7 separate regions of the Homo sapiens genome follow, and regions 1, 2, 3, 4, 5 and 7 are each linked to region 6. The links are chromatin loops, found by intact Hi-C in ENCODE. Cell type or tissue: dorsolateral prefrontal cortex. All regions are shown on one strand. Region 1 has its middle 52 kb from the start of FTCDNL1. Region 2 holds the start of LINC01877 (long intergenic non-protein coding RNA 1877). Region 3 overlaps TYW5 (tRNA-yW synthesizing protein 5). Region 4 has its middle 4.0 kb from the start of SATB2-AS1. Region 5 overlaps TYW5 (tRNA-yW synthesizing protein 5). Region 6 holds the start of FTCDNL1 (formiminotransferase cyclodeaminase N-terminal like). Region 7 has its middle 110 kb from the start of FTCDNL1.

Region 1 (4,000 bases), 52 kb after region 6:
CAAAGGATGTGGTTTTTAATAATGTCCATCCAATACAGAAGCTGTAGCTGCACTTATGTATATGTTGATGTAGTATATACAATTATAAGGACACCAGATTATTTCATTTTTTGTGATAATCATAGGAAACAGAATTGATCAGAATTTCTGTTTCTAGAGGAACAAATCTGTGATATAGCTATCAAGAACAAGTATGTCCCATGGGAATTTGCCTGTTGGGAAAGTTGTATCCCAAACATTAATGATTAAAAACACATTTCTGTCAACCATTCTAAATAAAGGAATGAGTTATTTTATATTCTGTTCATATAAAATGACAGATTACTATCATTTGCATAGGTGACAAAAGAGTAGCCATAAAAATGTGGAAAACATGTATAGCACTATACAGATAATAAGTATATGTTATTTTTCTGGAATTCACAATAATTGTAGTTAAAAAATGTATAGTTTGTTGTAATTTATTTTCTCATTCTAAATTCACTTACAAACCTATTTTTGGGTTATTTTTTAATGATGGTACTCAAAATGGTGTAAGCTTCCAGCTTCACAGGACCTGGACCTGGCCGTGTGCTGAGTACATGCCAAGCATTTGGCACATCTATTACTTTATTTAATTCTCACAACAGCCCTCTGAGAGCAATATTATTCCCACTCTACAGGTACAGAAACGGAGGCTCAGAGAAGTTAAGTAACTTCCTTGAGGTCATATATCTTGTAAGTTTCAGGACCAGGTTTCTGTATAGGTTTGTCCTTTCTGAAGTCTATTCTTTTACCCTTTGCTCTCCAGTTCCTAGAGTGACAATGTCATTTCCTCAGAAAAGTCTCCTAAGATCACCAGGGTAGGTTACATGCTCCGTTATGCCTGTCCTTTCTTTCCTAGCTCACATCACAATTAACTAATTACTAAAGTGATTATACTGTGATTATTATATAATCACAGTGTTTTATTATACTGTGATTAAAAGTGATTATCCTGTAACCTCCATGGAGGAAGCTGTCTGTTTTACCTACAGCATGGAAACTCTGGGTATTCAGTGAATAATGCATTTAGATCTACTAATTTTCAGAGGCACCTTAGAGCAGCTTCTTGCCTCAAGCACTTTCTTTCTCACCTTTCCTTCTGCTCAGCAAAGGAAGGGTCTGGGAATGGCAAAACATTCAGGCTCAGAATTAACACCCAAGAGTATTAGGGTTGTGCAGCTGATAATGTAGAGATGTTATCATTTATACATTCACACCTTCATATGGATTGCCTGGTACCAATTTCAGGTACCAGATATCTATGGGGCTGGGATATTCATGCCAAAAGGGTATCTGTTACATAGTTTTATATTTTTGTAAACTGAGTCATCTTAAAATGGGAGAGCACCTGTGTTCAATTTTCCCTGGAATGAGCTGCTAAATTCTCTTGTACTCTTCACTTCGGATGAGGTTTTCTGGATGACACCATCTGGGAAATGTCACTTTGATTAAAGTAAATATGCAGCATAGTTAACACTGGGAGCCTATTTGAATTTCTCTAAGTAGCCACATCTACAGAAGCAGAAGGCAGCCGGCTCTTTGGGCTGGGAGAACTTGAGAGAGATGCATTCCACGGTTTGGTGTCAGTCGAGTGGCAGTGTGTGGCCAACTAAGCTCTGAAGGATTTTGTGTATTTTCCTTTTCTTACCATTGGGCTATTTTTTTTCTTTTCCAGTTTATTTTGACACGAAGAAGAAAATATATAAAAATAAAAAACTCAGCTTTACGATTGCCAAGTTTTTCTTTCAAACTAAGAAAAGAAACCAGTTGTTGAAAAATATGATGAATGGCATCCTTTGTTTTATTTTCAGCGTAGCACATGAGGGCACTGCCATTGGAAAGGGGCCAAATTCCCCAGGCAGGAGGGAACCCTGGGCTGAAAGGCGGCCTAGTGATTTTGGAGGCTGGTGTGTCAGGATTTCCTTTCAGCTGTTACAAATATCTCTCTTCTTTCCACAAGATTTCCTCACAGACTCACCCCCCTCCCATTCTTCAGGCATTCCTTGTGTTTTCAACACTTGCTACTGATGAGGATGTCATCTATTTGTAAGAAAACGCCATTGGTACAATGTGGGGCTTTCAGCATTTACATTGTGGTTTTCCCGACTTCCACAGCTATTGACTTATTTGGCTGTGGGATCATGTATGGTTGAGGGCAACAGTCAGTAGTTGACGTGTAAGCAATCCATAAGATTGTTAGCATGATTCCTGCTCATTGTTGTCTTGTCACCAAGTGGTTTGGGAGAACCAAGGGGAGAGAGAGTCTAACTTTCTTGTTCTGAAAGTCAACCTCAGGGCCCTTCTGATCTCTCTGTGCCGCTCACGTGGTGGAATGAAGAGGAAGGGATGGATGAGAAGAAGGGTCATGCTACTCTTTCAAGGAAGTGAGGGAAATGTCTCAGATGCCTTGAGCTCATCCTCATGTGTCCCATGAAGTGAAATCTAAAATTGCTCTGAGGACGTAGGTGAACTGTACCTCCACAGAACCTGTAGCACTTTCCCAATTTGGAAGCTCCTTCTGAAAACTTTATGCACTTTGGCTGGGGTATTTAACTCATTTATTATAACTTTTGTTTGCCAGGGTGTTTTTCTCACTAGACTGAGATCTTTGAGAACAGGGCTGTTTTATTCCACTTGGTAATTCCAATACCTGGTCTCAGAAAACCTTTGCTAAATAAATTAATGTACCAATAGCTGAATTCCAAGCCCTGGTGTTGAGTCAGAACTAGATAACTCTCTAGGTATAGTTGGTTTAATCATTTATCAAGTGACTTCAGGTTCTGTTGCATCAAGTTGAGTTACATTTATAAGGGACAGTTAAAGGAAAAAGCTGTTCTGAACTTCTAGGGAACAGAAAGTCTGGCTCAACTTATGTGTGAGGCTGGGGAAAGAGGGTAGAGACATCACAATTCCTCATAAAGACAGACATCAAATGACTCGAGAATGCAAACACCTGACTTACTTCCTGCAGAAACGCCAGTGGGAAAAAGTGTGAGTTGGAGCTCCTCATGCCTCTTCCTGTTGTCTTTACTCTTAAATTCAGGCTGTCTTTTAAATGCCCCATGATCTACTTGTAAACTCTTTAAGCAAAAACGATGCCAGGTTCTGTTCTGTGGCTACCAGATTGGAGCTTTTCTCTCCCGGCTTCATTCAGTTAATTGAGCTGTGCTGGAAGGTTCAGTAATTTATTCTATGGAGTCTTTCTGTGCAAACAATTCCAGGCTGAGGGAAAGAGACTTAGCTGAATCTCTCAAACACTTGAAATGCAGAATTTATGTTTTGGAAAACACCAGTGAGTCAGTGTCCTCAAATGTAATCAATAAAAGACAGTCTCCATCATCAGCTTTTCATTAACTGAGCTTAGAGTTGCCTCCTTTTATTGCTTTTTACATGTTTACAGTATCTCATTCTTTCCTTGATTCTGGATTTTCACACCATATGGCCACATCTTTAAGTCATTTTTCAGCTGCTCTATTAAATAGTAAAATGAGATTCAGAACAGATTTCTTTGATTTTAAAATAGCATTTTGGGTGTGTGACTTTGTTGTAAATAAAAAAAGAATTAAGACACTCAAACGCATGAAATTTCAGGTATTTCTACCCAGACAGTGTAATATGTAGCTTTCTGCTTACTTAGAATAAATATATGTTTATCTCGTGGAATTTCACCTGCTGCATAAATGGATTCATTCATTCTGCATATTGAAATTCATTTCTACTTAAATAAGATTTAGCCTCCACTGTTGCTAATGAACATAGATTGAAAATGAAATTGAAAGTGTATCTTTATAACTATTCAATATTATACTGTATTTCTCATTAGAAATGATTGCTATCGCTTATAAGCATCCATACTACATGTCAATAATGCTCTATTGCTGTAATTATGGTGGTGTTTCTACTATTTGATCATATAAAAGGGGATTCTTTTATGTTTTACTTTTTTTCTGGGTTATCTAGTGGTCAGTTCCTTGAG
Region 2 (4,000 bases), 240 kb after region 6:
TTTTCTACCCTCTATGACTAACACCATTTATCGAAGATGAAATCCCCAGAGTACCCTGTTCTCTTCCTTACTCTTTATATAATTTTTGTTTGTTTTTTTTCACTCCTCTCAGCTCATACTTATTCGCTCTTTATATTTAATTGGTCATATAGTCTTACTTATTCCACCTCTGAAAAATTCTGAATTCTGTCTCCTCTTCACTCCTATTGTCCTTGCTGTACTTCAGTCCTTATTAACTCTTACCTGAAATATTGCAGTAGCCTCCTAACTGGCCTCTCTGATTTTGGTGTTCTTCTTTGCCAAGAGAAGATGCTTCATCATCCCAGCTGCTGCTGGAGATGTTCTGCTAACATAAACAGCTGATCAGGTTATTCCCCTTGCTTGAAAGTCCCCTAGTTTAATCTCCTTAATGGGGTAAGTAACGGCAGTCAAACCAGCTGATCCCACCTACCTCTCCAGTTTCATCTCTTGGGCTCCTCATCTCTGTGTCTCTCTAGATGGCGAATGCTTTGAAGACAAAGATCTTATTCATTTTTGTATTCCTCTTTCCTAGAAAAACACCAGATACATAGTGGATCTTTTGTAAATTAGTGAACAACTGAAAACACGGAAAAAGGCTTTTCAAATTATTCAGGATTCAAATATGCAGAGGGTATCATGGCAAAATAAAATTAATAGAAAATACAAATTTAGAAAGATTTCAATATGCTATATCTGAAACTAATGAAACTATTTTAATGGGGACCAATGATTCAAAACTTAACTGTGCAAGAATAAAATGAAGGAGGCCTGCTGTCTTAGTCTTTTTAATTGCTTGTAATGGAACAGCTGAAACTGAGTAATTTATAAGAAACAAAATGTATTTCTTACAGTTCTGGAGGCTGGGAAATCCAAGGTTGAGGGGGCCCATCTGGTGAAAACCTTCTTGCTAGCGGGGGCTCTGTACAGAGTCCTGAGGTGTATCACATGGCAAGGGGGCCGAGTGTGCTAAGATGCTTGCTCAGGTCTCTTCCTTTCTTAGAAAGCCAGCAACCCTACTTCCATGATAAACCATTAATCCATTAACCCATTAATCCATCAACCCATGAATGGATTAATCCATTCATGAGCACAGAGCCCTCATGATCCAATCACTTAAAGGTCCCACCTCTCAATATTGCCACATCGGGGATTAAGTTTCAACATGAGTTTTGGTTGGAAATAATCAAACCATAGCACCTACCTTACACTCAGTTAGGATGAAAAATACCCAGGGGTTTTGTTGTATTACAACTGAATAGTGGCCAGAAGTGTGTTCTGGCTAGCAAAATTTTATGAAACCCTAAGTTACATTTCTAAACAAAGGACGAGATAATGGAGAATATGGTTCCACAATCATTTGTGCTGGCCAGAACAAAACTAGGTTTCAGGGACACTGACAGCTGAAGCTCAATCAGAGAATGGCATGTAGGAGGAGGGAGGTTCTGGAAAATATTCATGTGAAGAACCATTAAAAACTGAGAGTATTTACCTTAGAGAAGAGAAAACTTAAAGGGAATATTAGTTTCCTTAAATTTTTGCAAAGTGACTGTGGAAGTGTTTGATATTAGCTGAGTTCTTCTGAGGGCAGAACTAGCATGAATGAAATGGCATTAGAAAGGCAGATGACTTCAGTTTTATATAATGAAGACATTTCTATCAATGAGAGTTATTAAACAAATACATGGGCTATTGTTTGAATTTCTTGAGAACTGGAAATGTTCAGGCAACAGCTGAATGATGGTATGTCAGCAGTATCGGAGAAGGAATTCTAGACGGCCTCCAAGATTTTTCTAACGCCAAGATTTTACAGTCCTATATTTTATTTTTAGTTTAATTTTAAAGGAGACCACCGAGAAAATCCATTTGGAAACTTTCAATAACAGTGTAAGGTATAAAAATCCCAAGCCACCAACTAAATTTGTCTAAAAGGCAACCCCTAACCTCCTTGGTGAAGGCCTGTCTTTTGTTTCATTGTTTTGGCGCCCTAAGCACCCACAAGGGGGTGCTTGTGGGGAAAGGATCATGGATGTGATTAAAATCCTTATGGCTAAGCTCAGGATTAGAATTAGTAGTTAAACAACTGTGCAAAGATGTTTGCAAATCCTGATGAGGAAGCAAAGGTAGAGAGAAAAATGTCCAAAATGGAACCTTCATCAGACCCAAGAATTCTCCTTTGTTTAAGTCCAGAGGAGGCTAAGTAGAAGCAAACACAGAGGAAGCATTTTGTTATCAACTCCAAGGCCCTAGAGCTGAACTCCTCAACATGTTCCTCTCTGTGTCTTTGGCTGCTTGCTCAGTTGCTTGTTTTCTCCAACTACAAAACATAGAGACTAAAAGGCACCACCGATCCCATTCACCAGAAGCCGGGATTCATGAGTTAATGTCTGCAAAGCATTTTGAGCTTGTTGGAAGAAAGGCGCTAGATAAATACAAAGTGTTGTTGTTATTATAGGGAAGAAAAAGCAACTGTTAGCTCAGGGTCTATAATTAGGAAGCAAATATAGTGTCTGGTGGCTTTGATAATAGGATTTCTATGAAGATGTGGCATGCAGTAAGACCGTTGACTGAAATGTTATAAATGACATGATTTTTGCCATCCGAGTCAAAATCCTTAACATTTTAGTTTTCGGTTTTGTCTTCCTGCCCCTCTTCCTGCCCCTCCCCCCACACTCTATTTTTAGGTAAACTCTAAGAAAGCAAGTGTCAAATTAACAGCCCTGAAAATTAATAAACTTAGCGTGTTTTTGGAGAAAGTATGGTCCTGAAGGCATCTGGACTTGCTTCTTTTTCTTTCTGAGGCCAAATCTCGAAGACTTTAAGTTGAGCGTCAAGGTGTTCCACTGAGCGCCTTCAGATCCTGGATTCTTATGCTCTCTGTTGAGTCTTCAATTTGTAATCCCAGGGCCCTGTTGGAGGCCTAGTCCTACAGACTGGAAGAGAAAGCTCTGGAATTCTTTCAAGGGAAGCACAGATCTGAGTGCAGGTCTTGGAAAGTAAGTAAAGGAGGAAATAGTTTTAAAATATTTTAATATGTTTATCTGCATATTTTCGGTCTACCCATAATGTTCTGAGAATTTAAATGGTTTAAGAAAATCACTTCTAAAAATAAGAAATATTGTTTTTTGTGGAACAGTTTAGCCCTTCAGACTCCTCTCACTCCTTCTGCTATCAATTTGCTTAGTGATTTTTACCTGTATTTGCCTCGATTTCCATCCTATAAAATTGTCATAAATGATTACTATTCTAATCAGTGCTGCTGGAGAAAGGCAGCAAAGGCAGAATTCACAGATGTACAATTAAATTCTAATCTTTGACCTGCCATTAATTAACCAGCCAGCTATGGGCTTCCAGCAAGTTGCTGAATTCCCTGTGCCTCAGTTTCCCATAATGTAATAAACTAATAAATAATTGAAATGAATTAAAATGAAATTCACTTGGATTTAAATAAAGTAAATGAAACTTCCATTAAGGACTTTTCCATTTTTAAAATCTCTTATTTGTATGATTACTTCATTGTCCTTCCTAAAGTAAACATTTATGATTATGTCTTTAATGTTGATTTTCTTGTTCAGGTTTTCTAATTTTACTGTGGGGACTAGTTTGTTCCATGGAACTTGGTGTCATAAGTCTGATTTGAATCTGTTACATTTTTAGAACACAGAAGTTTCAAGTGTGTGTGTGTGTGTTTCATTGGGTAGCTGTAGACTTGTTACTTTTATCCCATGGGTTTGGATTTTTTAAAAATATAAACATTGTTTCTATTATTACTACCAATAAAAATATGTAAAATAGAGATTTATATTTTCACAGTCTTCTTGTCAGCTGAGTTTGCAGGAATTTTGGTTCAATGCATGTATTTGTCAGTTGCACTGAGGCAGGCAATGCACTTGGCGTCTAGAGGGTGAGGAGGGGTGGGTGGGGATGGGTGAGAGTGAGGAGTTTGAGGGGAGTCAGAGGAGGTCTCTAATTACACCAAGTT
Region 3 (4,000 bases), 89 kb before region 6:
TAGGAGTGCAAAAGGCTGGCCGGGCGCGGTAGCTCACGCCTGTAATCCCAGCACATTGGGAGGCGGAGGCGGGCGGATCAGGAGGTCAGGAGATTGAGACCATCCTGGCTAACACGGTGAAACCCCGCCTCTACTAAAAATACAAAAAAATTAGCCAGGCATGGTGGCATACGCCTGTAGTCCCAGCTACTTGGGAGGCTGAGGCAGGAGAATGGCGTGAACCCGGGAGGCGGAGCTTGCAGTGAGCCGAGACTGCACCACTGCACTCCAGCCTGGGCTACAGAGCAAGACTCCGTCTCAAAAAAAAAAAAAGAAAAGAAAAACAAGGAGTGCAAAAGTCTTGTTAAATAGGAGAAATAACTGTGAAAGGAAAGGGGAGGAAGCAGGATTGGATAGGGGAAGACATGTAGATACAGATCTGACAGTCTCTGCCAACTCATCCTGGAACTCCTGAGCAGACTGCCTATGAGAAAAGTCCTGCATTGGGTGGCAATGTCTAGGTCTTTTACCAGCTTAAGTCACTGGTTGTGACTACCCCAAGAAGAGCATGACCTAGATTCCAATCCTGAGGTGGACCTGAAGAAGTTAACAGCTGGTAGCTCTAAGCTAATCACACTCCTTACAATGAAGCAGTGAGTTCTTTCTTGAAGGAATTTCTGAGCAGTGCACTTCTGTGTCTGGTGCATTAATTTTATTTTTTAAATCTTGAAATGTTAGAACTAGTAGAAAACCCTTAGACTTTCGAAGAACATTTTGAAACTTATTAGCCAGTAATTTATAGAATCTATGTGATGTGGTGCTAGCTAAAAATAGAAAAGCACTGAGAGTTCAATTAAAACCTCAATCATCAATTTATGTCTTAAGATAAATATTATTATCTTTTGAAGTTTATGTTATAATTCTCAGTGTTGGGTGAAAGAGGCAGAATTCTGAGTTTGGATTGCCCAAGTGCTTGACTTGGTATATCTCACTTCTCTAACAGTGAATGTTTTATAATTCAAACAGTTCTCTAGTTACTTGGTGAAGGATAAATAATAATTTTTGGCCTCGCACAGTGGCTCATGCTTATAATCCCAGCACTCTGGGAGGCCAACACCGGAGGATCACTTGAGTCCAGGAGTTCGAGACCAACTTGGACAACATAGCGAGTCTCCTTCTCTACAAATAGTAAAAATAATTAGCTGAATGTCCCAGCTACTCGGGAGGCTGAGGCAGGAGGATTGCCTGAGACCAGGAGGTTGAGGCTGCAGTGGGCGTGATCGCATCACTGCACTCCAGCCTGGGTGACAGAATGAGTCCCTGTCTCAAAACAATTAATTAATTTAAAAAATTTAAATAATTTTTTTAAATGATCAGTTTACGTTTACTACAATGAAATTATATTTTTCTAATTCATACATGAGCTGAATCTTAAGCATTTGGCTTGAGAATTTATAGACAGGGATAGGCTTAGCTTGATAAAATGCAGTGTTCTCAAGTTTAAAAAAATATATTATTAAAAGCATAAGGTATTTATCTGTTACTGTACATTTATATTTACTAAGTATTAAGACACTATTAAAATAAGAGTCTAAATAATTTGGAACATAAAGACTAAATCATTGTAGCTTTAGAGATGGTATGTATATGTTGCCTTTAGAATTTATTTTACTTATTGTTTTATGGATCCAGTCACTATCATGAGCAACATATTAAAGACATTTCTTCATATGGCCACCAGAGAGCATTAGTAGAAAGGGTAAGAGAACTGAACTTTTTTTTTTTTTTTCTTTTTTGAAAAGGTCTTGCTCTGTCACCCAAGCTGGAGTGTAGTGTCACAATCATAGCTCACTGCAGCCTCAGCCTCCCAAGTAGCTGGGACTACAGGCACGTACCACCATGCCCAGCTAATTTTTTGTAGATGGTGTCTCACTCTGTTGCCCAGGCTGGTCTTGAGCTCTTGGACTTAAGCAGTCTTCCTGCCCTGGCCTCCCAGAGTACTAGGATTACAGTTGTGACCCACCACGCCCAGCGATAATTGAACTTTTTAGAAAACTACTTAACTGGGTCAGATTTTAAGACTTGTTTCCTAACTTTACTTCCTAATATTTTTGAAGTGAAGGTGTTTTATTTTTTTCCGTAGTTCTCAGTACATAATTCTTTTTTTTACTTTTAATTATTATGAATACATGATAGCTATACAAATCCTAGTATTTTTACATTTGAAAAAGTAAAATATTGCTGATGTTATTTTTCTCTGGGGTGTTTAAGGATGAGAAATACTACTTACGGTCACTTGGAGAAGACCCTAGAAAGGTAAGAATTCTAAATGTAAAACAATTCCCTAAAATCTAAATGGATGTATGTATGTTAACTGGCAACACTGTAATTTTATACTTACTGCCTGACATATTCCCTGTTCTATCCTTTTCCATTCTTCTCTCAGTGATTTGTGCCCCTGAATAAGAAGTAAGATGATTAAAAAGTGATTACTTTGTATTCAGGTAGGCCTGTAGAATCTTAGTGTTTATAGTCATCTAATCCCTATACAATAAGAAATCTCTTCTACTGTATATTTTATAGGTGGCAACTCAGTTAACAAAATATTAATTTGAAATAATTATTAGAATCCTGAATAGTTCATTGTATAAGTTTTGACATGTATTCAGAGTCAAATTAGTATGGCTGTGATATTAAAGAGTAGTCCCTAAAATGATCAAATAAGATTATTTTTTCCATTTATGTCACCATTTAGTTGTTTACCCTCTCTTTTAGTCCCCTCCCTCAGTAGAATTCACAGGTTTTATGTAGGTGATAGCTAGTAATGTTAGTTCAAGGTGTTGACTCCTGAATATTAGAGTGGATGACATTTGTGTAATTTGCTTAAAGTAGAAAGAACCTTTCTATTAATGAAGCATATTGAGCTTAACAGTAGTGATACTATAAAATCTGCAGTCTTGTTACACAGCCTGGTATTTCTTCATTTGAAAGATCATGTATCGGCCAGGCAAGGTGGCCCCATGCCTGTAATCCCAGCACTTTGGGAGGCTGAGGTGGGTGGATCACCTGAGGTCAGGAGTTCAAGACCAGCCTGGCCAACATGGGGAATCCCGTCTCCACTAAAAATACAAAAATTAGCTGGGCGTGGTGGGAGGTGCCTATAATCTCAGCTACTTGGGGGAGAGAGAGAGAGAAAGATAGAGAGAGAGAGATCATGTATTGGCACATGGTCACATCATAGTATTTTAAAGCAGTGAACAAAGTTTTGCCCCAGTCTTCCTTAATATCATAGGGTCTAATCTAATTTTTTCTTTTTATGTTTCTGTAAATGCAGGATGTTGCAGATATCAGAAAGCAGTTTCCTTTGTTGAAAGGAGATATTAAGTTTCCAGAATTCTTCAAAGAGGAACAGTTCTTTTCCAGTGTTTTTCGAATTAGTTCACCAGGATTACAACTATGGACTCATTATGATGTATGCTACATAAATGAGAAATTTAAAGCTACAATAGATCTTTAGCATTATAGATTTAACAGTCACAGTTTCAACTTCCTATAGGTTACCCTAAACATCTGTGTAATTTGCTGAAACATGACTTTTGAAAATAGGTGCTGTGCATAGCAGTGATACAGGAATGAATTATTTTGCTAATGGCAAAGCCTAGTTGGTTCCTCACATTTGTATTTCCCTGTGGTCCTATTCTTGATTCATCATCATATATATACCAAGTTTTGTGAAGTGATTTTTTTTTCCATGTGAAAAATGGCCACCAGATAATGGGGGAAATTGTATTGGAAAAAGTGATAAGCCTTTAGTATAAGGAGGTATAAATGATACACATGACTCTGGCTACCCAGAGATCCATAACTCTCTGGGTCATGCAAAGTTATGTTATTCAGGAAAAAGGCTGAAGCTTGTTGAGTCATTACCAATTGTAAGAATTTGGGGATATCTGAAGATCTTAGGATATATATGCCTTGAGAATGTCAAATATCTGCTGTATTTGTAGGGCAGCAAAAATGT
Region 4 (4,000 bases), 390 kb after region 6:
CTTACAGCATAAAACGAGACGAACTAAGGGGAGCCCACCACTTTTCTAGCTAAAAGTGGAAAGGAAAAGTTGTCTATAATATGTAAATACAGGAGATATGAGTGCACAGGTTTGGGTGGGTTCCTGGTAACTTCTGGAGCCGACTTTTCCCTGGTCTTGGTTTGCAAACTTTAATTCCCATTTCTTTTCCTTTACTATTTAGCATATGACTCTAACAATAATCTGATTCAGAAATACTCTTCATTTCGTTAGGCTAACATTGATAAGGAATTTAAGTTCAGGTAAATTTTAGCACAACACTTTTCTAAAAAGTAACTTTAAAAGTGTTTTTAACTTCCACACAACAAAAACGAAAAAAGTATATATCACTATGGTTGGAGAGAAACATTCTTAGATTGCCTTTATATTTCAGAGACTTTGTATAGGTGCCAGCAACTCCGCAGACACTAACAAATGGGTTATTTGCAGTTATTGTTCATGAAAGGTCTTTTATATTTTTAAATTACGGCATGGTTCCCAGGTGGAAAAATTCCTTACAATTAAGAACTGGTTTTCAAGAAGATTGGAAAACCAGAACAAAAATTACAACGTTTTATCATATAGAAGTCTTTACTGAAAACAACGGATATTGAGTGGAAGTCAGAATGTAATGAAAGTTAATTAAAATGCAAACTATTAGGGAAACACTGCAGATGTCTTTCTGTCATATCCAACGGGACAGTCTTTAGATATTCCACCCTCCCTTATATTATACTTGTATTGTGAGACTTGAATGGTTGTCAACAGTTTTCTGTTGACAGAAATAACAACAGTTCACCTTTGAAAACTCTTCACTCAAAGCTACAATGATGATTGCTCTCGAGACAAGGACTGCTGAAACAAATAACTTTCACACATCTACACTCACACTTGCACACCCCAAACGCACACGCAATTGCCGGTTTTTGAAAACGTTGCCTCTGAATGAGAAAGAGAGAGAGAGAGAGAGACTGAGAAAGTCGAACTCGAGCTTAGGTAACCAACAAACCCAATTACTAGGCTTTATTGATACTAAAAGGAAAAGTTCCCCTCGTAAAATTTCTCTGAGCTTATTAGTTATTTAAATCAGCCCCAGGGTTGGACGCGTGACGCCGAAGGCACCTTCTGTCGGCTCCTGGAGGTGAGCAGCCAGCGTCCCTGCGCCGACCCACAGCCCCTCGCTCCGTCCTGGGCACTTGGGGCGAAGGCGGGCGCAGCGAGCCGAGGTGAGCCACTGGGCAGGGGCGCAGGGCCCGACACGCCGGGAGAGAGCTCCGCGTGGCCTAGGGTAGGACACCGGGCATCACACTTTGGAAAGGAACAGGTCCCAGCCAATAATAAGGGAGTAGGCGAGTAGGCCACGCGACCGCGGGGCGCAGGAGCTCAGCCGGCCCGCTGCCTGGCTCGCCAGACCCCGGCCCGCTGGGCACCGGCCCCTGCGACCCGGCCGGAGCGCTGGTGTTCGCGCCGTGAGTCGGGCGCGGGGCGTCTCAGACCTCCAGGGCTCGCTAGTGTTTTGTGTGGGTCTGGGAGCTTTGCAATTGGGTGGGCACCAGGTGAATTTACACCTTTCTGGGTCGCTGTCTCAATAGTTGACAAGTCCCTCTGTGTGTGTGTGTGTGTGTGTGCGCGCGCGCGCGTGGAAATGGTGGTGGGGGTGTATGTGAACAGCTGAATTTATTGAAAATAAACCCCAACCCGCCCAGTGAAGTCCTCTAAGCCCGACACGGGGTTCCCAAGTCCGGATGTGGCTCCGGGACCGCGCGAGGCGATGCCCTGTTCCTCTGGGCTTGGCTGTAGGGCGGGGAGGGAAGGCACCACGGGGTGGGGGAGAACTGAGCCCGAGTCGCCGCCGTCACAGTCACTTGGGCCTTTCCCGGAGGCCAAGGTCTTGACGGACTGAAACGGTGTCCGAGGGGATTCGTGATACCGAGAAAACAGGCGAGGCGCCAGCTCGGGAAGCCCTCTAAGTTGGCCCCCACTCCTTACGAGTTTGGGCCGCCGGATACACTGCCCCCCTCGTCCCTGGCTCCAGTAGGTGTCTGGGACCGTGGGTCCCGCAGCGGGCTTTTTCGCCCTCTCCGCTTGGTTCAAGACCGGCGTGGGCCCATAGCCTCAAAGCGTTCGGGAGGCAACTGCGGTTTGGGCCCCCTTGCACCCGGCTGCCTGAGCTTGCCTGCCCCTACGAGGGGTGGGAGCGGATTTCTGGACGCCTGCTGGCCTGCCTGAAATTTGGGGTGCGGACCGGGTGCTATCTTGGGCTTTCCAGGTGTACTTTTCATTTCAAGGGGTTGGGACAAACTGTGGGCGTTCGTATTTTGCACGCGCCAGGGCGTTTTTGTGTTGAGTGGCCCGGTGGTACCCTGGGCCAGGGACCTGCCCATCCCCCGCCACATCCTTAACCCGTGGACTGCAGGCGACGCGGAAGGGTTGGCTCCGGGACGCGACCGGCAGAGCCGGCGCCGAAGGTTTCGGCCTCAGCCCACGCGGTGGCGCTGTCGGGAGAGGACGCTGGGGCTCCGGGCCGGGACCCGGGCAGTGACCCGGGCTCGAGGGTGGCGGGACATTGACGCCAAGCCGAGGCCTCGGGGCTCTTCGCAGCCACCTTGGGCCTGAGATCCTCTGCCTCACTCGGTGTTTCCCTAAGGAAAACGCGGCGGGTCGGGAGCGCCACCCGGGGCCCCAACCCCGGCAGCTCCGAGCTGGGGGCGGGGACGCAGCGGCGGCTCCTTCGGCGCTTCCTTTTCTTCCCCCACCCTTGCCTTGTTGTCCCGGTTTACAGTCGATTTCTACAAGTAAACTAGATTAGCAGGGCAGTCATTCTCTCGCAGCGTGGTTGCAGAAGGGGACCCACCTATTAAGTTCTGGGCTCTGCAAAAGAATGAAGGGCGCCCCGGGGGGCGTTGCCTGGTGTGGTAGGGTGGTGCTCCAGGCCGCAGGACCCTCCGTCTTCCCCGGTCCCCCGGCCCGCGGCCGCCGAAGGGACACCAGATCTCCCACCAACGACTCCCCCAGCTCTGAAACCTATCTCCTCGCTTTCTTCCCCCAGGGCAGGCAGTGCCCACACCCGACGCCCATCTCCTACCCCGGGAAGCCCAGTGCAGAAAGCTCCCCGTCCTCGCCTGAGGCAGCTCCTGGGCCGACCTTGGCAATTCCCTTCCCGCCCACCCGGCTCCTGAACGGTCGGCCCCACTAGCCCCAGACCCTCGGGCCTCTGGGGTGCTAGGCTCACCGCCTAGCGCAGACTCGTTGCCCACCATCCTTCCCCATCAGTCGTCCCTCTGAGGCGTATCTCTCTGCTCGGGCCGCAGGGGCTCATTCGCTTGGGGCCGGGAGGAGGACCTCCACAGTCTCTACCTCCGGCGGCCGACGGCTTCCTTCCCTCTCCGCCCCCGCCCAGACCCCCTGAGCTGCCGGGGGAGCCAGGAGTCATTTATCTTTGCCTGGCGCGGGTTGGGATTTGTCCGGCTCTGATGCCAACGAGGAAGGCGTGCGGATAACGAAGTAAGTGTCCCCCGCCCTGCGCTCCGGTCAGTCCCCAGACGCCCGGAGCACTCTGGGAAAGGGCTGAAGCCCACCCTGGGCGAACCGTCCTCCAAGGCGCGTCCCCCACTGGGGTATTCTGGCCCCTGGCTCTTGTCCTCTTGGCGCATCTGATTTCCAGTCTAAGCCCCTCGCGGTTATGCCGTCCGAGAAAGTGTTGGTCGCCAACTCTCCACGGACAGTCCGCGGCGGAAATTGGCTTCAGAGCTGGCGTGGGCTTCATTTGAAAGAAATGATTCCCTCCCGCCCTCCTCCCGCCCCCAGGAGGGCAAGCTCCAGGGGAAGAGGCAGGCCCGCTTGGGTTCCTAGAAGCCGTCGAAAGCTTTTGACGCGGGCGATTCCCATAGTTTTCCCTGCGTGTTCCAGGGTTGAGGGAAAACGCGGCGCAACTTTCCAGGGCTCTTTAAAAGGCAGGGTCTCTCTGCCTGGGTGACCGAAC
Region 5 (4,000 bases), 82 kb before region 6:
TAGGCATTAGTTTGAAAGTCCATAAAGTTCAACACAGCAAGGTAATTAACATCTGTAATTAATACTTAAAAGTGAACTCTTGAAGATTATAAAAATCATAATTAAAATTAAAGGGATATATTAACAAATTCTATTTATAGTTGTAGTTCCATATTTAAATTAATCTATTAAGAATCATTAATACTTTTCACTGATAAAAATAAGTAAATATTAATAAAGATCCATATTTGATGACTTCTTTTGGGACTAGATTATAAATTCCTTGAAGACAACTATGTTTTGTTCATCTTTGTCTTCCCCAAAAGGGCCAGATATGATATAATGGCTTTCATATAATTGATAATTTATAAAAAGTTGACTTTTTATTCTTATTTTCATTGAAAGCAACGAACGTATTAGTCTTCAAATCTATTGCCATCTTTTAAATTTACACTTTTGGTTTTTGTATCTTGGGAGCATGATTAAGATCTATGTAGTTTTCCCTTATTCTTCATACAATTGTTTTAAGAAAAAAAAAAATACTGAACATTTGCATATATTTTTAAACAAAAGCAAAATTCCTGTCTTTGGGTTTAAATTCAGCTGAATGGTTAGCATTTTCTTCCTATTATATTGAATAAGGGAAAAAAAAGATTCTGAAAGAAAGTGTAGTTAAGATTAAAACCATGTTTGAAAATTAGTTTTCCAAATCAAAATGTTAAGCTTTTGTTTTTCCTTAAACACTCTTAGAATAAGTTTCTAAAATTTAAATCTCCCTTTCACAGGATTAAAAGGGTTTTTCCTGTGATTAGTGTTCCATCTTTGTTATATTGTGGTATTGCTTTAGTATTCCTCTAGCACCTATATTCTGAAAATGTTTAGATTCAATTGAAAATAAAGTAAATTTCCCAATAAAAGGAAAAAAATTAATTAGGTATATAATAAAGTTTACTCATCATTTCCACCACCAAAATATTTGCTGTAGTTTTGTATACTATTTATAAAGGAGCTGAAAGAAATATAAGATGATTATAATTGCATTCAAAATATAAAACGAGGAGGCTATAATGAATACGAATTTAAGCAAGTTAGAAAACCAAATCGCAGCTTGAACAGGAAGTCTTTAGGGACAAAAGTATTATAATGAATCAGAAAAGGTCAAAGATACTCCTCAAGTAATTGAAATGTTCTGTGTACCAAAAAATAAACACTTTGATGTGGTTGTATGACTCAGGAAGTATAAACAAGTAACACAAAACACAGCCCTAGATTAGAGAACTGCAAAACAAATATATCTTTATTATGTCTTTCAAGTTTAAAGGAAAAATTGCTATTTCTAAAGGTTTTAAAAGTAAGGGTTGTGCTATTGACACTTTAAATTTGTTGGCAATTCATAAAAGTTAAAATGATTCTGTTAAAAGCCTGGAGTGTGCTAACGAAGGGATCTGGTTACAAGAATTATTTCTTACATTGGCTATATGCAATTCGTGATATTTCACTGACATTTTGGGTTTTTTTTTAACTGTAGGTTTTATTTTTAACTTGTTTTTTAAACTTTCTCCAGCTTTATGGTTCCATAATGTAATTTCTGAAGAGTTTGGAGTGGGAGTGAATATCTTTTGGAAGCACCTTCCATCTGAATGCTATGATAAAACAGATACCTATGGAAACAAAGATCCTACAGCAGCATCAAGAGCTGCACAAATTCTGGACAGAGCCTTGAAAACACTGGCCGAGTTACCAGAGGAATATAGGGACTTCTATGCACGACGAATGGTCCTACACATTCAAGACAAAGCCTACAGCAAGAACTCTGAGTAAATAATGAAGTGAATGCAATGCACATTAACACTTTAGTAAGGTATAACGATATAAATTAAAGATTTTGTTAAAATAGGAAAGATACATCAGATTTACAGATTATGTAAGTACGAAGGGGTGTTTGTGTGGATTCTACTTGATACAGATTGTTATAATTAAAGAATGCTGTGCTGGGACCACTCTTTAACATTCAGATGCTGACCACTAAAAGTCCAACTTAAAATGACTTAAAAACAGTAAGAAAATATATTGATTCACAATACATGAAATCTATTGACAGAATGTGCTGCAGTGTTTCTGATCCAATGATTCAGTAATGTCATCAAGAACCTTGGGAACCCGCCTCCACACCCCACCCCCTTTTCAACCACAACATTGGCATCATCCTAAGGCTGGCTACCCTCGTGGTCATGGGATGATTGCCAGTAGCAGTTGGAGCCTTGTGCATCTTCATTTACATGCAGCGGAAGAGTCAGGCTGGATTCTAGGGGCCCTGTCCTAGTATGAGAAAGCTTTCCCAGAATTCACTTTCCATATCCTTAGGTCTCATTGCTCTAAAGTAACTTAGACCTGTCCATCCCTGAGCCAGTCACTGGCAAAGGGTCTAGAATAACCTTTAGGGCAGTCAGGTCCACTGGAGCTGAGAGTAGAAGTGGAGGCCACATGAGGGATATATGGGGACAGAAAGGATAGTTTTTTTAAAATCATGGTTCTGATAGGAAAAACATGAGCAACGCACAATATCTATTACATTTGCCTAGAAGCAGAATTTTTTGAGGAACTTTAAAAAATGTACAGATACCTAGGTCCCAACTTTGTAGACTGATTCAAGAGTGTTTGGGATTTGGTATAGGAACTTAATAGACCTCACAGGGTGTTCTGATGCATAATCAGAGCTGAGATCAACTGGAGTTGATGATAGTGACTTGGATTATTAGTTTTGTGATTAGTGCAAAACAAATGTTTAATCTGATCTTGACTTTTCTTGCCACCCAGTATGTCAGGGTGGTTTTTGGTTTTTGAATGTTACAAAATAAATAATTTATACCTATGTCTAAACCTTAGCCTAGTTAAAGATTTCCCAACTATTTTTTCCACCTATCCCTTTTTTAAAAGAAAAATTACTTAAAGAATGAATAAATGAGATCCTAAAAGTGTTGTCATCGAAGACAGTGAGCCATTGTGTGTGGATCTCTGCTTTTGTTTTGTACCTAGTAATTATATTGCAGTGTCATTGAAGACCACATAATCTTCACTGAACATAAATGTGTTCATCTAAAGCAATCTCTTAGTACATCAATTTGGTGCATTTTAATTAGAGAAAATCATTTTCTCTATTGAAGAGAATCCATCCACTCATGTCCTATAAATTATAGTAAATAAGGAAAAGCATATATAACATTCTGAATTTCCTAGGTGTCTTTGGAAACAGGTAAGTTACTCAGGTGAATAAAGGTGAAAAAAGTCTTGTCAGAAAAGGAATGATTATATTAGCCAAATTTAATTACCAGGTTTTGATCTTCATTAAGCAAAGCAAAGAACTTCTTTACTGATTCCTTGTCCTTCAGTAAGGAAAAAGACAAAACTCTCCTTAGTTTACACATTATTTATGGTCAGTTTTTAATAAATCTTGTTTTTTTTCTTAACCAGCAAGAGAATTGATACAAAGTATAAATCCAGAGTCATGTAGAAAACTTGGAAGTATTAATAAAACAGATTACAGTTTGTGCACTGAATAGTCATCTTAATTGATTGTTTAATGGAGAAGCAAACTGGATGACCTTAGACAAAATAACATTTATCTATGAAGCTTATTTTCCTCATCTTTAAAACAGAACTACAAAAATGCAGAGAGTTCAAGGGCAGGCACATAGTTGATAACTGGTGCTAGTTCTTCTATTTAATTATATTCCATCTTTGTTGAGAGATTTGAGGTAGCTCCTGTTGCAGTATTAATTTATAATATTTTAAAAGTTAGAGAACTTTCCTTTGGGATGTTTTAAAATTATTTCCCTGGTCATAATTAATATTAGGGTCTGTTTATTTCAAATACAAAATATTTTAATCTTTTCTTCCTACTGGGTTAAGACCAAATGAGATGTTTGTTTTTAATGTATAAAATCTTATACAGTGTATGTTAGCTGCAACTTCTCAGGAATTCTGAATCTTAGAACTTTTTTATTGAAAGAGATCTTAGAAG
Region 6 (4,000 bases):
AGCTCTTTTATGTAGTGAAATGGGCAGGAGTACATGCGGTACACCTAAAGTAACCGATGGTAACTTTCCATTCTTGAAGAGAACAAAATAATACTTTCAATCGTATCGCTAAACTTCTCATGGGACAGGTTGGTATGTGTCTCCTTGTATTTTCCAAAAATACATGCTTACCCTCCTCAGGCAGGGGCCGGATGCTGCCCCCCACAAAGAACACTGGGGCCCTGCTTTCTCTCCATTTGGGTTTGAAGTGAGTAGAGTGGAGAAAGGGATGCTTTCAGAAATGTTATCTTACTTAATGCCCCCATAGCCTGTAGCTCCGTAAGGAACAGTCTCTCGGGAGAAAGAGAGGATTAGGAGCTGTGGGGGGAAAAGCTTTCCTTCTGGCAGTTTCTACAGCTAGAACCATGAAGCCCCCAGGTGTCACACTGTTTTCTCTGGAGAAATATTATAAGATTAGATGTAATGTTATTACGCTGTCTCATTTGGCAAGTAGTATCATTATCCGATTGTTTGGAAAGGTGAAATACAGGGGATTCTGGTTCTTTGCCCTACCATGGAAGGAACATTTGGACACCACATTACTTTTTTTGGAAAACGGAAGCTAAAGCTAGAGGCCAAAAAAGCTCTCAAAAGAGAAGATGAAGAAAGTTAGGAATATTGGTCTGATTAAAAAGCTCTCAAAATTATCTAGTGAATGCTGACATTAGATAGGTATTGGTCTTTAGGTAATAACATGGGTATGTATCTACTTTATGCACTTCTATGCAGATTTAGTAGAAAAAAATACCTAAATATATATTTAATTCCATAGGATCCCAGTGCATTTTGAGGATTTAAACAGATAAGCCAACCTCAAAGGGACTGATTCTTGCAACTAAAACACAGACACCTCTGGGGTGAAATGTGGCAACAGTTTGACAGGCATAGCAGTAGCTTAGGCCAGAAAGGATTTATCCAATTAAAATTATGGGATGAATTTTGGCTGGCAGAATGTAATTACCAGCCTTGGAATGGATCCAGGATCCTGAGGTTAACACCCCTCCTCTTGCCAACAACCCTCCTACCTGCCAACACTCCGAGATGGAGAAGGCTGGATCTGACATAATCGCACATAATACTGTTGTGACATCTAAGTACAATGATGATGATGTGAGAAGCATCATGAACCTGATTTTTTTTAACACTCATTATGTTACTTATTTTTATGCCACATTAGGCTAGAAACCAAATGTCCACATAAATGTTAATTTCCTCAAATCTGTGTTTAAAAATTATAATTAGAAAATAAAAAATAGATTTAAAAATTAATTTATTCCGTCAAAGTAGTTATTTAGTGATTATTTCACTACAGGAACAAAATTGGATCAAAATGGTGACATTTAATCCTTGCTACACGAAAAAAAAAAAAGCAGGTCCTGATTTTTTGGAAGCGAAATGTGTTTTCAAGGTTGAGTGGCCTAGAAAAAAAGGAAATGCGGAAGCCTGATTCATATTCGTTGTAACTTTGACTAAATGGGTATGCGCAAGGACTGCTTTTGTCCCGGGGTGGGTCCAGTTCACAGTCACGGGGGGCACTAATCCTCCAGGAGGGGATTTACCAGAAGGGTGTGTGTGAGTGCGTGTGTCCCTTCCAAGGAAACGAGAGAAGAGCCCCCTGCTGGTGCATGATCAATAGGCAAAGACCTGATCATTAGATGCCAATGCCCCTTTAAAGTCATTAATTGACTAGAGAATTGTGGAGGGTCTGGCGATACGGAAGAGCAAACGAAAAGGCAACACTGATAAAAATCTGAAGCGTTCAAGGACGCCAGGCACGTGGTGCCGGGTCAGGGAGGGAGAGGCAGAGCCAGCCCGGTCGGTGTGCGGCTGGGGTGGGGCGCGCTCCGGGCGTCCGGGAGGCGGAGCCGGCGGCAGACGCTGCGCGCGGGCCACGCGCGGCGGCGGAGGCTGCGCGCGGGCCACGCGCGGCGGCGACTTGGGCTGGGCGGTCGCCCTGCCCCACCGCCCTTCGGCGCTCGCAGGTCCGCTCCCCTCCCAAACCGCAGAGCGGCAGGCGCGGCCGCTGGTTCGAGAGCTCGGCCGGGGCAGCGCAGCCGCCGGCTGCCCCTCGCTCCCAGGCGCCACAACCCCGCGCCCTCGCCGCTGCTGCGTCCCGCGAGACCTGTGGGGAGGCCGGGAGTCACTTCGGGTTCCCTTTCAGCCCACGTGGTCCTGGGACACTCCACCCAGGAACCTAGTCGGCACCGCGCAGGGAATCCCAGCAGCGGGGTTCTGGCCCCAGCACGCGTTGCGGCAGCCTGGCGAGCGTCCTTGCGGCCTCCAAGTGCCGGTGGGGTGCGTGCGCAGGGGGCAGGTGAACTGCTGCACTTTGCACTTGCTAGGCTAGGTTCTCCGCGGGTGGGGAGGCGCGGGGGCGGGGGACGGCCGAGTGTTTAATCTATCACCAGAGGTCATCCAATGGTAATTGAAGGATGAGCTGGGAGGACTAGGATCTCCCTGTCCCAAACACAGAGTGTTTTGGGGGGCTTGCGTTTGGGTCACTTTCTGAGCCTGGTACTGCCGCTCATTTCAGCTTCGCTGTGAAGGTGAATTTTTCTAACACCATCTTTGTGTGATTTAGCTGTCCACAGGGAATCAAAATGTGGAATGAGAGGATGAAACTAATCCTTTCTTTTGCACTGTTAGGGGTTGCCATAAACACCATTTGTTAAAAAGCATAATTATGTTGGGAAAGTGCCTGATGAGACAATTAAGCTGCATAAACACACTGAAAACAAATGAAAACCAGAAGACGCCCACACCCCTTGTGTAAAGCAATTTTTTGTTTACATAGAAACGAGAGGTCTGGGTTGCTTTATTACAACAATGTTATTAATATCTAGAAAAACCTAATGACAGAATTTTTATGAATTTTCAGTGATGAGATGATGGACATGATATGAAAACCTGCCTGCAAACCTGAGCTAGCTACGAAGCCTGAGCTCTCTCTAGGTTAAGATGATTAGGCCAACGAATGATCCTGGCGAACAAGCCAGTGGATTTATTGAGGGAGAGCACCATTATTTGCACCAGAGCACTTTTAGCTTAAACTCTAAAGTTTAACGCGTGTCTCAGAGTTAGACCACTGTGGTTGGTATCCCTCACACAGGGAACAGTGGTTGGTATCCCTCACACAGGGAACATTACCTGTCAGAAAAAGACCCTCATTAAATATTTGTTGAATGAATTCATGAGGGCCTCATCTATTTTTAGTTATGGTATTTAAAAGAGACCAAAGTTATGAGGTCCTGAACTTGAAGAGGGAAATTATTTTCTTATTATTTTAAGATGTTTTAATTCCTTTAGATCATGAATATCATTTGAAGTATGGAAAGATGTGTCAAAAATGCTATTCTAGAGTACTAAAAAGTATCAAAGCAACCTCCAAAACCTGTATAATTAATTTTCAACAAAAATCACATTTTTGATATTATTGAATAATATGTATCAGAATATGTATCATCTTTCAAGTTACAGAATTTTGTAAAAAGACTTTAAACTGATTTAGAAACTTTGGTGGAACAAGGAGGAACTTAGACAATTGTCATGTAAACCATCCAAATGGCTTCCTTATTTATTTGTATAATGTCCATGGCATGGCCTGTAGACACTTTCATTTTTGCTGCAAGAATTTCTTTTATAAGAATCCACATATTAAATAATCTTCCTCATTTTCTTTTTCTGCATTTCCCCACTAAGTCTAGTTTAACAACAAAAAAAACATACCTGTTTGTAAAATAGTACAGACCTTGAAAACAGGGATAAGGCTAAGGAAAACTATGCTTAAAATGGGATAACATACTTTAATGAAAAACTTTCACTTACATGATGAAATTCACGCTGAGGACCCTGCCAGGTATTTTCCAGTGTCGTTACAAGGTTTATATGTATGTGACCATGTACACATGGTTTCTTATTTTAGTCAATCTGGAGATTTTATGCTTTAGAATTTTTCTAGGAA
Region 7 (4,000 bases), 110 kb after region 6:
TGTGGTCCAATATATTTGAGAAATGTTTAGTACAAAAAAGTTAATTTTTTTTTTACTGTAGGATTTTCAGAGCATTAATATGTCAAGAGGAAGATATAAAATGAAGCTTTCTTAAAACCTTTGATTTGGTTTTGAAATACTTCTTATAGTGCGCTTGTTAACATCTAGTTCCAGAGGACAATAAAGAATTTTGAGGAGGGAAGTAACATTTGAAAATATTTTATTTAGGATTACAAAGACAATTCTGGAAGCAAAGTGGAGATGAGCTAGAGAATGTTAATGAGGGGGAGGTGTTTTTGAAGGAATATATTATTTGTTCCGTAAGTATAATAATTATTCTGAAATGAGTAATATAAATATGTCACCTAATCGAAAGGGACTGCTAATTAAAAAATAAAATGTTGAATTAGTTCTTATTTAAAAAGCATGGTGGTGCTTTGTGGGCCAGTGCTACTTCCTACAAGGAGTTCATCAATTAATTAGGTACATATTTAATAGACTTCTTTGGTTACCCAGTTTTGCATTTGTATTTTCATAGGTTGATATGGAGACTTTGAGTTTTGTTTTTTCTTTTGTTTTGTTTTATTTGAGAGACAGGGTCTCACTCTATCGCCCGGGCTAGCGTGCAGTGGAGCGATCATAGCTCACGGCAGCGTCGAACTCCTGGCCTCAAGCGATCCTCCTGCTAATGCCAACTCTAAAATACCCAAGGCAGGATGAACACAGGCTGTCTTCTACTTATTAACTGCACGAACATAAGCAAGTTATTTAATCTTTCTAATTGCAAATTTTTTAACATATAGAGGGGAGGTCATAATTCCTGCCTCAGGGAGTTGTGTTGATAGAGTGGCATGACCGTTCTTTGTGATCTGTGAAGGACTGCCTGAATGAAGACTTGTGAGACACTGCAGGAAGCTGGCACACAGTGGACCCTCTATAACATTTGCCGAACCATTTCATGAAAGTAGATCCTAGCCCTGTCTTCTAACAGCATGAAAAGGGGCATGTGCTCAATTTGTGTAATCCAAATTTTCAAATCGAGAGTTGCTACCTGTTAGCTCTCCCCAGGACTGCCACCTCCCTTTCGTGTGAATGTGAGTTGCGTTTCCAGACTCCCCTCAACAACCTCCCTCCGAGTTTTCCTAACTCAAAGAGGCTACAGGAGATTCAATGACAATTGCCTTTGAGGTTGCCAGAGCAGGCAACTCTTTGTTTCTAATGAATCCATTGGATGGGCCTTTCTCCCCTGCAGCCTTGCTCTTGGAGATCACCTTGATCACAGCTCACCCCACGAAGCTGGGGAAGGGAGGGCACCTATGGAATGTCCTTATGGTGTTCTAACACGTCCTTAGAATGGGGCTCCAGCCCTGTGCTCCACTCCTCCGGGCAGCTCCCATGATGCTCAGATTAGGGGGCAAGAGGGAATGGGGCAGAAAATAAGGCGATTCAGAGGCTCTGGAGAGCTCTCAGAACTACAGCTTGGCTTGAGTTCCCACTCTACCTTTTGGTGGTGCAACTGGCTACGTCAGACTCTGAACTATTAACACCTGCAGAGTTTTCTCTTCTCCAGGCCCTGCTCCATCTCAAAAGTTTCCGGCACCACCGTGGCTGCCTTTGTTTCTCTTGTCCTTTCATTTAGGTGGCTCTTTGCCAGTGATGGTAGCTCATAAAGATGACTAACAGTCATAAAATGAACCGAGTTGTTTTTCCATGCAATAGTGATTCTTTGCAGTTATAATTCTTCTGAACTGACAGCTAAGAAGTGAAAAAAGGTGCGGTAATTGAAATTAATTTCCCCTTTAAACAGTGGTTGTTTTCCACCCTCGAAGTTCTTCTGGCGGCAATGCGTACTCTCGCCAGCAGGGGGCAGTGTTCATCTTTAAATGACGTGAGCCTGGCAGGCCCGGCTCCCAGAGTTCGCAAACCCCACCGTGTCCCAGGATCCTAGGCCCTCCAGAGCCCATACTGAAGTTCTTCTACACACAACGTCTCCTGAATGCAAATCTTATGGACTGGTAAGTCTAGATTTGCTCTGAGTTCTGACATTAAACAAAAGCACTTCCATAAAACGGAATGACGGGGACTTTATGGCAGCATGCAGCGTTATTTTCATTGTGAATAATGTTTTAAGCATTTCGGGGTGTTGGGATGGTCACAGAGTAACTGAAAATCACTCTAGTATTATCATAGCTGCTAAACTGGGTTTTTTGTTTTGGTTTGGTTTTGATTGTTGTAGTCACCCTGAGGCTGTTCGAATAAGCAAGGGAGGAATGAAACAACTTTCTCCCAATTAGCCAAACTCCTGTATGGAGGCCTCTGTTCTTTCACATAAGCATACTCTAGCTTCCCAAAACAGAAGTGTGTTGTCCACAGTGTGGTGACTTGGATTTTGAATGTAAAAACTAGAATCACACTATGTTGCAAGTCAACTTTTAACCAATGAATAGATGATAAGCCCAATATACTCTAAGTTTTACCCGTAAAGCTCCTTCTGAAAATAAAAAATTCGCAGCACACATTTGTGTGCATCCTTGCAGTTTTAGCCCCCTGTTGATAAGAGCACCCCGATTCCGAAGTGGTAGAGGGTAGGGAAAGAGGAAGGGCTATCTCCTCTCCAGTGGCCTTGAGGCAGGAACCAGCATTCAAGAATGTGAGTGAAGTCGGGTGATTAAAATAGCCACACTGCTTCAAACTTTGAAATCTTACTTAAAACACAGTCTTCATTTTATTTCAATGAGAGACATACACTTTAAGGAAACATTTAACATTATTTTTCCAGGTTCTTGAAGAATTTTGCATTTCTTCCTTCCTTCTGAGACATGGTTTCTAGTAATTTCCCCATACAATTTGGGCTTCCTGTGACTGAGAATTTATTGCAACGCCTGTCACATTTTATGGTGCTATTACGAAATTTAACTGAAATACATGAGAATGGTGTGTTTACAAAGGTTGTGCAATCCTCTGAGTTAATAGAAACAAAGTTCCTTTGGAAGAGTTAAGTGGGTCTTAAGCTATAGTACTGAGAGAGGGATACAGAGAGAGAGGAGGAAATTTAGCCCTTACAGTCTTCACCTTTGCTTCACTCCATCATTATTTGCTTTTCTCTTTACCATCATTGATAGTTGAATTCAGCATTCACACCAAAGCAGCTGTGTATTGAAACGAGCTTTCTTAAGAGTTAAGGAATTTAAAGCACTGAGATTTTGGACTTTGGGAAACACAAAGTGAATCATTTGACCTTGAATTGTGTATCACAATCCTCTGTTTCAGCATGAAGACTGCATATGTACATGTTTAATGAAAAAGACCCTTAAGGTTTGCAAGGGGGAAAAAAAAAGCAATGCCCTAGATTTATATATTCCATTAAACGTGATCTTCACAGGCTAATTAGTTAGTAATTTCACCCTTGCTTGTAATATAAACCATTTTATGCTCAATAATAATAAAATCTATGTAAACCAGGCTCTTTATTAATAAACATGATGTGCTTCTGGCTTTCAAATAAAATAATGCTTTACGTGCTTTCCTGTCTATCATGCCTAGACTAATCACACAGTAAAAATCAAACAACTAAAACAGTAGTTTTTATCTCATGCTGTAGAAAAACAATAGAGAGACCACGTCAAGAGCTTCTGAATGAGCCATGAACTAGAGAAGGCTGGGATGGGGGAGAGAAACCCAAATCTTTCTTTCAGTGTATGGTATCGAGAAACTTTTAGGCTCTTAAAATGATTCAAAATATGTTTTTGAATAATGAGCAGACATCTATGGAATTGCAGGTGAGGGAAATGACTGAGAATCCCGTTTCTTATCAACTCCCCCAACCTGTGAGAACCCAGTGAAGCAGTTAATGGAGAGGCTCCGTGAGCCTGTGCCGTGAGGCAGCTGTGGTCATTGAGGCAGCTTCCCCAACAGACAGGAAGAAACAGGGAACCTTATGTCTCAGGTTCAAGTATCATACAAATATCTTCTAACTGAAACGCTCCTAATTGTGGAATTT

The links. Peaks named below come from ENCODE experiments on the same cell type or tissue, not always from the same donor. Only the 100,000 strongest peaks of a DNase experiment are listed, where the experiment ranks them.
Region 1: a loop joins it to region 6, with 4 times the contacts of the local background. A loop is called at or near these places in 8 of 110 quality-filtered maps.
Region 2: a loop joins it to region 6, with 3 times the contacts of the local background. A loop is called at or near these places in 7 of 110 quality-filtered maps.
Region 3: it touches region 6 in a loop (4-fold over the local background); 21 of 110 quality-filtered maps call a loop at or near these places.
Region 4: it touches region 6 in a loop (4-fold over the local background); 8 of 110 quality-filtered maps call a loop at or near these places.
Region 5: it touches region 6 in a loop (10-fold over the local background); 20 of 110 quality-filtered maps call a loop at or near these places.
Region 7: it touches region 6 in a loop (3-fold over the local background); 15 of 110 quality-filtered maps call a loop at or near these places.

What each region holds. Positions count from the first base shown.
Region 1 is chr2:199,796,976-199,800,975 of GRCh38, reverse strand. It overlaps a transcript of FTCDNL1 not described here. Among named protein-coding and RNA genes, the nearest start is that of FTCDNL1, 52 kb to the left of the region's middle. In dorsolateral prefrontal cortex, a CTCF peak has its summit at 1,938; DNase peaks (open chromatin) are centred at 1,575 and 1,885; H3K4me3 peaks cover 782 bases; H3K27ac peaks cover 2,494 bases.
Region 2 is chr2:199,604,579-199,608,578 of GRCh38, reverse strand. It overlaps LINC01877 (long intergenic non-protein coding RNA 1877), which reads right to left and starts at 511. Exons shown (of 7, transcript NR_110270.1): 1 at 452-511. In dorsolateral prefrontal cortex, a CTCF peak has its summit at 2,046 (motif pointing right); no DNase peak of the experiment used is centred here; H3K4me3 peaks cover 1,211 bases; H3K27ac peaks cover 1,141 bases.
Region 3 is chr2:199,938,384-199,942,383 of GRCh38, reverse strand. It overlaps TYW5 (tRNA-yW synthesizing protein 5), which reads left to right. Exons shown (of 8, transcript NM_001039693.3): 4 at 2,251-2,295; 5 at 3,314-3,451. Among named protein-coding and RNA genes, the nearest start is that of TYW5, 15 kb to the left of the region's middle. In dorsolateral prefrontal cortex, a CTCF peak has its summit at 1,717 (motif pointing right); no DNase peak of the experiment used is centred here.
Region 4 is chr2:199,462,080-199,466,079 of GRCh38, reverse strand. It overlaps a transcript of SATB2 not described here. Among named protein-coding and RNA genes, the nearest start is that of SATB2-AS1, 4.0 kb to the left of the region's middle. RefSeq lists an enhancer at 3,000-3,765. In dorsolateral prefrontal cortex, CTCF peaks have their summits at 2,274 and 2,473 (motif pointing right); DNase peaks (open chromatin) are centred at 1,864, 2,499, 2,939, 3,932 and 1 weaker place; H3K4me3 peaks cover 3,246 bases; H3K27ac peaks cover 4,000 bases; H3K27me3 peaks cover 4,000 bases.
Region 5 is chr2:199,930,867-199,934,866 of GRCh38, reverse strand. It overlaps TYW5 (tRNA-yW synthesizing protein 5), which reads left to right. Exons shown (of 8, transcript NM_001039693.3): 8 at 1,544-4,000. The coding sequence ends at 1,800. Among named protein-coding and RNA genes, the nearest start is that of C2orf69, 22 kb to the right of the region's middle. In dorsolateral prefrontal cortex, no CTCF peak of the experiment used is centred here; a DNase peak (open chromatin) is centred at 2,196; H3K4me3 peaks cover 1,404 bases; H3K27ac peaks cover 4,000 bases.
Region 6 is chr2:199,849,093-199,853,092 of GRCh38, reverse strand. FTCDNL1 (formiminotransferase cyclodeaminase N-terminal like) reads left to right here and starts at 1,901. Exons shown (of 5, transcript NM_001363886.2): 1 at 1,901-2,353. RefSeq lists an enhancer at 1,435-2,009 and a silencer at 1,841-2,120. In dorsolateral prefrontal cortex, CTCF peaks have their summits at 1,455 and 1,663 (motif pointing left); DNase peaks (open chromatin) are centred at 1,842 and 2,282; H3K4me3 peaks cover 1,967 bases; H3K27ac peaks cover 3,475 bases.
Region 7 is chr2:199,737,866-199,741,865 of GRCh38, reverse strand. It overlaps a transcript of FTCDNL1 not described here. Among named protein-coding and RNA genes, the nearest start is that of FTCDNL1, 110 kb to the left of the region's middle. In dorsolateral prefrontal cortex, CTCF peaks have their summits at 1,636 and 1,847 (motif pointing right); a DNase peak (open chromatin) is centred at 1,885; H3K4me3 peaks cover 973 bases.